Regions from separate parts of the Homo sapiens genome. Here region 2 is linked to region 1. Evidence: read pairs that join two places in POLR2A ChIA-PET (ENCODE). Cell type or tissue: Panc1. All regions are shown on one strand. Each heading gives the region's core, and the rest is flanking DNA. Links, peaks and the distances in the headings are about the cores only. Region 1 has its middle 26 kb from the start of GALR1. Region 2 has its middle 280 kb from the start of LINC01896.

The links. Peaks named below come from ENCODE experiments on the same cell type or tissue, not always from the same donor. Only the 100,000 strongest peaks of a DNase experiment are listed, where the experiment ranks them.
Region 2: POLR2A ChIA-PET joins it to region 1 with 5 read pairs; 2 of 35 experiments call an interaction of 5 or more read pairs at or near these places.

The regions. Positions count from the first base shown.
Region 1 is chr18:77,221,327-77,226,714 of GRCh38, reverse strand. No RefSeq gene overlaps it. Among named protein-coding and RNA genes, the nearest start is that of GALR1, 26 kb to the left of the region's middle. RefSeq lists an enhancer at 1-125. In Panc1, for the core only: no CTCF peak of the experiment used is centred there; DNase peaks (open chromatin) are centred at 2,656 and 2,884.
Region 2 is chr18:78,692,273-78,697,660 of GRCh38, reverse strand. No RefSeq gene overlaps it. Among named protein-coding and RNA genes, the nearest start is that of LINC01896, 280 kb to the left of the region's middle. In Panc1, for the core only: no CTCF peak of the experiment used is centred there; no DNase peak of the experiment used is centred there; H3K27me3 peaks cover 1,206 bases.

The sequences.
Region 1 (5,388 bases), core at 265-5,264:
AGAGACCTCGAGGAAGTCATTTAAACCCCATATCCATCAGTTTCTTCATTGGCAAAATGGGGATGAAAATAGCAGCATCTAAGTCATGGTGTTGCTCCACCACCAAAACGTACAAAGACAACATCAAAACGTTCGCTCGGCCTCCCTACATAACATTAATACAGCAAACCTTAGTAACTTAGAAGCAAATGCAATCCTGTGTTATAGAAAACGATGATTTGTTCAAAAATGTTTGTCAAACAAATGCTTATTGATCAACCACAGTAAGTTAGGCTTATTACTGTAATCCAAGAATGGTTTGTTTAATAACTAGAAACAGTTTAATCTAATTCATTACATCAATAAAAATAATATAATGACTAAGATTTTTTAAAGGTTGTAGTAAAAATAAATCTCCATTTCTTATTTTAAAAGACCTAATAACATTCCTTAGCATGATAAAGAACATATGTAAGAGCAAGAGACATTATACTACATAGCCAAACACAAGATATTCTCATTGAAATCAGAAATGTACCACAAGCAGTATTACCAAACATTATTTTGTGTGTTATTACACAGAAAAATAACATAACACAAATTTTCACCATCAAATTTACCAGGAAAGAAAAAAACCAAATTTGTCAGTAATTTAGATAAATAGGAGCTCTAAAATTGCTAGGAGAGCAAAATGGAGCAAGTGTTCTGGAAGTCAAATTGTCAAAATATACCAAAAGTTATACGATTACTCCTTTTTAGCACAGCAATTACAATTACAGCAATTAATTCTAAGGATAAAAGTCAATAATACACACAAAGATTTATTATTAAGCATGTTTATCTGTTCCTGTCTTAGTTTGCAAAGGATAATGGCCTCCAGCTCCATCGATGTCCCTGCAAAGGACATGATCTTGTTCTTTTTAATGGCTGCATAGTATTTCATGGTGTATATGTACCACATTTTCTTTATCCAGTCTATCATTGACAGCATTTTCTTTGCTATTGTGAATAGTGCTGCAATGAACATAGCACGTACATGTGTCTTTGTAATGGAACAATTTATATTCCTCTGGGTATATACCCAGTAATGAGATTGCTGGGTTGAACAGTATTTCTGTCTTTAGGTCTTTGGGGAATTGCCACATGGTCTTCCACAATGGTTTAACTAATTTACACTCCCACCAACAGTGTATAAGCATTTTTTTCTCTATAGCCTCACCAGCAAATAACGCATGTTCTCACGTATAAGTGAGAGCTAAGTGATGAGAACGCATGGACACACAGAAGGGAGCAACACACACTGGGGCCCATAGGAGGGTGGAGGGTGGGAGGAGTGAGAAGATCAGGAAAAATAATGAATAGGTACTAGGCTTAACACCTGGGTAATGAAATAATCTGTACAACAAACCCCCATGACACAAGTTTACCTATATAACAAACCCATGCATGTACCCCTGAACTTAAAAGTTAAAAAAAAGAAAACAACAACAACAATAAAAACTCTTGCTCTAAAAAAAAAAAAAAAAGGCTAGGTGCAGTGGCTCACACCTGTAATCCCAACACTTTGGGAGGCCGAGGCAGGTGGATCACAAGGTTAGGAAATCGAGACCAGCCTGGCGAACATGGTGAAACCCCATCGCTACTAAAAACACAAAAAATTAGCCGGGCATGGTGGCACGCACCTGTAGTCCCAGCTACTCAGGAGGCTGAGGCAGGAGAATTGCTTGAACCTGGGAGGCGGAGGTTGCAGTGAGCCGAGATTGCACCACTGCACTCCAGCCTGGGCAACAGAGCCAGACTCTGTCTCAAAAAAAAAAAAAATAATGTTTATCAAAGATCTAATTAGTATGGTGAAAATTACAAACTAATCCATTTATTTGCTGTGAATTTTTTAAAGAGCAGTTTAATAAAATGGAATACGGTTTAGTCTTTTTAAGGTCTGAAATAAATATCCTCAATATTATGTGAAAAAAAATAAGATACAAAAGCAAGTGAGTAATGAAATTAACAAATAAGAAGGAAATTTTAAGGTGGTATGGGAATTCTAAGGCAGAATTTACAACTTTATACCTATCATGCTGAAAAAATAGAGGTAATAGGAAAATGCAGTTTTCCAGCCTTTCTTTACTTGGAAAGAGAGGGAACATATGAGCAAGCACATCACAACAAGGAGAAAATGAAATGCTCTGTGCACACTCTGCATGACGCTAAAACATCAGACAAGGTATCATGCTCACAGGGAACTCACCATTTTTTTTTTCTTTTATAATTTAAACTCTTTTGGAGCAAAGAGAAATACAAAACTTCCTGAAATACTTCTACCAGATAAAGGAAGGCAAAAATGACCTCTGGACAAAAAAAGAAGACAATTAATGAAACACTCTCATTGCCATTAGTAGAATATAGCAAGAAGTTAAGAGAAAAGCTACAATACACTGGAAAGGAGAAGAAAACTGTCATTTTTATGTATATGGAGTTATTGTCTAAAGTTTTAGAGGAAAACACTAAATATTTATAAAAATTAAAGACTTCATAATGTTAGTTCAGCATAAGGTTAACATAAAAAATAAATAACTTTCCTATGAGTTAATCAAAGATTAAGTAGATGCTTCCTGTTTATACAAAGTATATAGACAGGTTGTGTAAACAGACAATAGGCAGCAATGAAGACCAAAGTTGTAAATACGCTGTAGTAATTATCCCAAATTTAATCTATAACCTCAACACAGATCCAATCAAATTTTGTTGCAATTACAGCTCCAAACTTCTTCTGGAAGACAACATTGCAAAAAAAAAAAAAAAGGCGGGGGGAGGGGGGGGTGGATCTAAGAGAATGCTATAAACAACTGTGTGACAAGAAATTAGATGACTCATATGAAATGAAGAAATTCCTACAAAGGCAAAAACCACCAAATCTGACTCAGGGAGAAACAGAAAATCTGATTAGACCTATAACAAAGAGAGAGTAATTAAGTTTATTAGTAATTACATTTAATAATTAAAACTACCCACAAAGAAAATCCCAGTCCTGAATTTTTGAATTCTCCCAAAATATGAAAAGAAATAATAACAATTCTTCACAAATTATTTCCAAAATAGAAAAGGAAGAAATCCTGCCAGCTCATTTTATGACACCTGTATGACTGTGTGGAAAAGAGTTAACATTTCAGGCCTGACTGCTGTGGTTGGAAAGACCCGCTTACTGGGTTGGTTCTTGTCTGGCATCTGGGAACTTGGGTTTGGGGAGGGTCCCCACCGCTATTAACGGACGAAGGTGGTGTTCACTGTACCTAAACTGCTTCTGCAAACAACATGATGTATGCTAAACACCTGCTTTTGAGTCTGGAATTTCAGTCCATGCCAGGCAGAGGCTGCCCCCATGATCAGCCCAGGTAAAAACCTAGGCACTGAGTCTCTAAGGACTTCCTGGAAGGCCTGCTAACATGTAGATTGCTGGGCCACCCCCAGAGGCTCTGATTCAGCAGGTTGGGGTTGTCGGGGTGGGGGAGCACTTCAGCAGATTCGCAATGGGCATTTCTAGTGTGTTTCTGGGGGATTGTGACGCTGCTGGTCCAGGGACCAAACTTGTAGAGCCAATGATCAAAGGAGCTATTTTACCTCATTCCTTTTTTAAGAGAGTTAATTTCTTGAATATCCCTTTCCATTTTATTCCATCTGACCACAGCTTACACAATTGAATCGGTTTGTTAAATCTAACTACCACAAAGAAATTCTTAAGAAGAAACAATGACCTAGTAATTATGAAGTTATTTTAATGTTATTTAATATCTAGGATATTAGCCAATATCTAATATGTTCTAACATATTCTAAGTATGACTATATGACTCCACAATTATCCCAAGTGTAATGTTTTTAAGATAAAATTGTAATTGTTATAACTGGGATAGGTCAAAGTGTATAATACAATTAAAATTAAATTTCATTACATACCTTCTAAATGACATTTGCAATATTAAACATATCTGACTCTCTAACAATACTCTGATTCCTTTGACGTCACAGTGCTGTTTGCTCATGCTAGGTAAGGGGAGGAAAGCTAAATCCAGACACTGCCACCCATCTGCTGTGCTGGCAACACGCCTTCTAACCAAAGCAACTAACGCTTCTGCAATAGCTTTGAGAAGTACTACCACTAAAGGGGAATATTCAATTTGTCCCCTTCTAAGGTGAGCATATAAATAATCTGAAGATATTTCTACCTCTGATAAATTAAGATTTGTTTCTTCAGCCTTTCACCATGGTCTAACCCTAATAAACTGTGGCACTGGACTTATCTACAAATCCTTGCAAAGTAATGCCTGCCCAGAAGTAGCTGTAAGTAATGCTATCTCAGGGACACTAAAAGCCAACTCCAACGTTACAGAGACTGAAGATTTTGTTACAGACCTAATATTTTATTATAGATTGTCCATGGTAAATATACATAATTGATTAATACACTTTGAATTGGTTTTTAAAAATGATGTGCAAACCATTTTCAAAGAAACTCTGTTTCATTACTTTCAAATATGGCTCTAAATTTATTTTCTCGTTTCCAGTTTTATCCCCTTTCTAATTCAATTCCTCCCCCAAGGTAAGAGTGATTTTCCTAAAAACATAGAACATTCTCTTGCATTAAGCCTTCTTGTCCTCAAGATGAAGTTCATCTTAGTCCCCAGGCCTCAACTTTCAGCTTGCCTCCATCAACCTTAACCCCCAGACATACCCCACACAAACAGCGCTGATGTGCCATATTTTTCTTTCTGTTTTTCCAACTTATCATACACTTTTTAACCTTCCAGATTTTGCATAGACTGTGTCCTTGCCTTACTCATTTCCAGTGATCCTTCAAATCTTGGTTTATAAGACATGACTTCAGGAAGCATTCTCTTAGCCTGGGTCTGAGTTAAGTACTCAAATCATATTCTTCCATACCATCTCTACTTTTTCCATCAAAGAACCTACGACACTGGATTTCCGGCATATTTGTTGAAATGCTCCTCTAGATTGAGAATAAGACATTTCTAAACTTATTTACTGCTTTGTTCAGTGTCTAACAGAATATCTGGCACTCTAAGTGCTCATTGACTATATGCTGGATGGATGGATGGATGGATGGATGGATTGGGTGAGTGGTGGGTGGAAGGATGATAGATGAATGGATAAATGGATATATGGATGGATTTGCAGATGAATAAATGGATATGCAGATGGATGGATGGATGGATGGACGGATGGAATGCATGGATGGGTGGATAGATGGGTGGGTGGTGGGTGGGTGGATGATGGGTGAATGGATAAATGGATATGTGGATGGATTTGCAGATAAATAAATGGATATGCAGAAGGATGGATGGATGGATGGATGGATGGATGGATGGATGAATGGATGGATGGAATGCATGGAT
Region 2 (5,388 bases), core at 289-5,288, 1.5 Mb before region 1:
GACCCCTGTCCTCAGAGCTCAGGGTCTGATGGGCGAGGACAGGCTGGAACAAATGGAACCGGAAGAACAAGAGAATCACAGCACTGGCTTCATGGTCAAAGTCGTGTTGGGGGCAGAAGGGAATCTCCAGTGCCTGGAGGGGTGGGGGCTTTGAAGGAGCTGATATTTCAGGCTGGTCAGGTAGGCTGGGATGGGATGTTAAAAAGTTTTAAAATGGGAAGAAACCAACCTGGTCTATCGAGGACATGGATGCCGACATGTCCGGTGGACAGGAGTGGGCTCAGGCTAGAGGCTGTTGCCACCATTAGACTCAGAGTTGAGGGGTGAAGGCACAGACGCAGACCCAGGTGGAGTTGACAGGGCTCAGTGGCTCACCAGACAGGAGAGAGGAAAGAGGACCTGGACATCAGACGGCCAAGGTTGGGGTGGGCATGGGGAGCGCCGCGCTCACCACCACCACCACCGACACCATTGCTGAGGGTTTTGTGTGGGAGAATGACAGAAATGTTCACAGATCATTTCATCTTTGTGACAAAATTAAGACAGACCATAGTATCTTAATCTTCCACATGAGAAAACGGAAACTTGAAGTTAAATACTTTGCCCAAATTCACGTAACTCAGGGTTTTTCACCCAAACCTGCCTGATCTGAAAGTGCGTGCTCTGAATGGGGCATAAACACAACCTGCAGAAGGCAGGCTTTGGGGCGCCGGGGGGCGATTGTGAGGCTGAGTTTTGTGGAGATGGCGGCAGGATGAGGTCAGAGAGGGGCTGGGCTCCTGAGATGCCTGCGGTGCGCGCTGGGTGGCAGGGCATGCTCCCCACTGGCAGCTGCCCTGTCCGTGGCAGAGCTCCAGGAAGAGTGCTTTAAATCTCACCACCTTCCCGGAAGCTGGAAGGAATTTGGTTCCAATCTTCCAGCAAGAAAAAGTAGCATTGCACCAACCAAAATTCTGGCATTTGAAATTAAAACCCATCTGTGACTAGAGCAAGCTGCTCACTGATGATGGTCACTCACATTTGCTGTTAGATCAGGCACTTTGGGATCAGATACAATTTATCTTTGGTATCTGACTTTCTTCAGAGACAGAATAATTTAAGAAAAGTAACTTGTAAAGATTTTTTTCTTCTGTTTCAACAAATAATGACCCATTCTCGTATCCTCTCTTGACAATCCAAAGTGGAAGACAATGTCGGGTTTAGCCCAGCAGTGCTAAAGGCTCGAGTCTGGAGTCACCTCATGTTGGACGCTTTGTCAGTGCTCGTCAGCATTGTCTGTAAGATGGCTTTCCTCTTGAGTACAATCCCAAATGATTAACTCAGAGCTTTGTGCCATACTTAACTTTGGTTTTCTTCAGCAAACAACATATGGTTTGGTTGTGTCCCCACCCATATCTCATCTTGAATTGTAGCTCCCATAATTCCCTTCCCGTGGAAGGGAACTGGTGGGAGGTAATTGAATCACAGGGGCGGTTTTCTCCACACTATTCTCATGATAGTGAATAAGTCTCATGAGATCTGATGGTTTTATAAGGGCAGCCCCTTTTGCTTGGTTCTCATTTTCTGTCTTGTCTGCTGCCATGTAAGACCTGGCTTTCACCTTCCACCATGACCGTGAGGCCTCCACAGCCATATGGAACTGCGAGTTCATTAAACCTCTTTCCTTTATAAATTACCCAGTCATGGGTATGTCTTTATTAGCAGCATGAGAACAGACTAATACAATAAATCCGTACCAGTAGTGTGGGGTGCTGCTGCACAGATACCCAAAAATGTGGAAGTGACTTTGGAACTGGGTAACAGGCAGCGGTTGGAACAGTTTGGAGGGCTCAGAAGAAGACAGGAAGATGTGGGAAAGTTTGGAACTTCCTAGAGACTTATTGGATGGCTTTGACCAAATGCTGATCGTGGTATGGACAATGAAGTCCAGGCTGAGCTGGTCTCAGACGGAGATGAGCAACATGTTGGGAACTGGAGTGAAGGTGACTCTTGCAATGTTTTAGCAAAGAGACTGGCGGCATTTTGCCCCTCCCCTAGAGATTTGTGAGACTTTGAACTTGAGGGAGATGATTTAGGGTATCTGGAATGTCGAAACACAATGAAATATCAAAAACCCAGTGAAACAAATAAAACTTAGCCCATTAGCCATGTTTTGATTTTGCCAGTGCTGTTTCATTGCTGTGTGGGCTGTCGTAAGTTCAGGGCCAGTTTTTCAGCTGTTTCCTATAATCTGTTAATAGCTCAATGTGTGTAAGCCGTGGCAGGGCATTGAGACGATGCAGATTTCAGTGAGCTTAGGGATAAGAAAAATCGTATATCTATTATACACATATATATATATATATTTACTATTCTATGCCAGTTTTTCACTATCAGCATTCACATAGTTAAAAACAGGTTATGATTTTTATGAAGCTTTTCCTTTGGCAATGATGGTTCTCATACTATTGGGGGGTGGGGGGGCTGGCACCTCTCCTTGCAATGCTTCCATAACTGCCCTGATTAAGTTTGTGCTGATCTCACCCACGAGACTGCATTTTCTTTCAGGGAAAGGGATGTTTCCTTCTTTCTTTTTTCTTTTTTTTTTTTTTTTGAGATGGAGCTCTGCTCTTGTTGCCCAAGCTGGAGTGCAATGGTGTGATCTTGGCTCATGGCAACCTCCACCTCCTGGGTTCAAGCAATTCTCCTGCCTCAGCCTCCTGAGTAGCTGGGATTACAGACATGCGCCACCATGCCGAGTTAATTTTTTATTTTTAGTAGAGACGGGGTTTCTCCACGTTGATCAGGCTGGTCTTGAACTCCCAACCTCAGGTGATCCGCCCTCCTCGGCCTCCCAAAGTGCTGGGATTACAGGCGTGAGTCAACATGCCCAGCCGGAAAGGGCTATTTCTTGACAATTATTGTGTCCCCAGATTTCAGCAAAAAATGACTGCTGCATAGTAGGTCCTCAGTAAATAACTATGGAATGACTTCAGAATCCTGGCTATTTAAACTCAAGAAACAGGCACCGATGCCCCCGGGTGTGAGGCCCGCGTCGTGCCCTCTGCAGGGTACCAGTGGCAGCCACTCAGGGGAGTCCGTGCTGCTTGTGATTTAAGCAGGATGTGTCTGGAGTGATGGTCAGGACTCCAAACTTACCCCATGGTGTCTCATGGAGCATGACGCCCAGAGCAGGTGGCCCTGCAGGGTGCAGGTGCTTATGGTTAGTGGGCCGCAGCCATCTTCCTTACGATGTTACACTAATGTGCTGCTCCGCTTCCACCACGGCTGAGGACCTGTAGAATTTTTTAGTAAGAACTTGAGAAATTTCAAAGAGTACTCTGACTGGACTTTTCATGGAGCTATAATTTTGAGAAAAAAAAAAGCTCTAATGAGAAAGATGCTTATTATAATCTTTAGATAATTTGTACCAATGTTCATCCAACAGCCAGGATACTTAGTAATTATCTTCATTTAAGATTCTGATTTAAAGTAACTTACCAATTTCAAAAATTCCAAAATGGGCACTGGACGGATGGTACAAAGTGTTGGTCAACTTTTGGGATACCTTAGCCAACTTCTTTAAACAGGAATGGCTACATCATATGATCACAATACTTTAATGGTGGTGGTTATCTATAAGGTGAGGTACAGGAGGGACTTTAGAAAGAAGTTAGCTCCAAGTCATTTATTTTTATAAAGAAGGAAATTAGCTTGAAAATTCTGATCCAGGGAAGTATGAGATATCCCTGAAAGAAAAACGAAGCCTCACATTCTCCTTAAAGGTTCTTGCGGAAAGGAAATATTCCAGGTTTATTTTGTAGCTCCTAGCTCAGAGGTTCTCTGTTGTTAGGATCATAGGGATATATGAGAAACAAGTTAAGAATGTGTGTTCCCAGCCCCATCCTGGTGTCAATTCAGGAGACCCAGGGCAGGGACCAGCAGCCTTGTTCTTAAGTATCCACAGTGACTGTTGCGGGCAGTTTGGTTGTGCGGACAGTGCTTGCTGGTCCGGTCGCCCAGTGTCAGTGAAGGCTCCTTGGGGGCTCTGTATGGGAGTTCTCCCTGTGGGCTCCATGCTGGGACATGCTGGGGTGTTGACATGCCCCATATGGGTCCCGAGGAAGTTCAGTGGTTGGTGCCTGGCTCCGGAGTGTGCCTATTTCCCACTCCTGGTTCAAACGGACCTGTCTTCCTTGAAGCTGTTTGCTCCATGTGTCTTTCAAGACCTCTTTCCTCTGTCTACTGATCAACTGATCCATCACCCTTGTCTGTCTGCCTATCTCTATCTATCTATCTATCTATCTATCTATCTATCTATCTATCTATCATCTATCTATCTATCTATCTATCTATCATCTATCTGTCTACCACTGATTTCTTGATCTGTCCTTTTGGATATGCATTAAATGCTGCATGCATATGCTTAAAGCTTGTGGTGAGGAAGTTAAACCTGCACAGGATGAGGGTGACCAGTGAAGCAGAAAGCATGGCTCAGATTCAATGAATCAAGTCCTGGCTCTCTGGCTTTGGAATGATTCTTTTGTTCTGGAGTGCATTGGTGCAACCTTGGCTCACCGCAGCCTCAACTTCCCGGGATTAAGCCATCCTCAGCCTCCTGAGTAGATGGGACCACAGGCATACGCCACTAATTTTTAATTTTTTTGTAGATATAGGGTCTCGCTATGTTGCCAGGCTCCTGGGCTCAAGCGATTCTCCTACCTTGGTCTCCCAAAGTGTTGGGATTATAGGCGTGAGCCACGATACCTGGCCTGGAATGAGTCTTAGTTCCTCTCAGCCACAGTTCTTCATGTGCAAGGGGAGTGATGATATCTGCTTCTCATAAGGTTAAATATAATACATATAACACTGAGATTGATTGGGCCAATTTTGGAGCCAGTTAAGTATGGAACTAGAAAACAATATTGATCCATAATTCATACTTTATACCAAAATAAATTCCAGATGGACAAAAAAATTAAGTGTAAAAAATGGACCATGAAAGTACTAGAAGAAACTATCGGGGGTATTAAAAAATATTCTTAGATATAGAAAGATCTTAAATTATGACATAAACATTTAGAAACTAGTTGGTAAATTCAGCTATATAACTTTTCTTCATTTCTTAGCCAAAAGACAAATAACAAACTGGCAAAAATATTTATAATTCACATAACAGGAAAACAGCTAATTCCCTTATATATAAAGAGCCCTTACAAATCAAGAAGAAAAGATCTACAATGTAATGGAATGAAGGGCATAAGACATAAACTGCCTGAAAAAATACAAATGGCTCTCAGACACATGAAAAGATACTCAGTTTCATTCTGAGTAAGAGAAAGTCACATGAAAGGAACACTGAGCTGTCACTTTGTACTCACGGGATGGGCAAAGGTCTAAAAGCTTGGT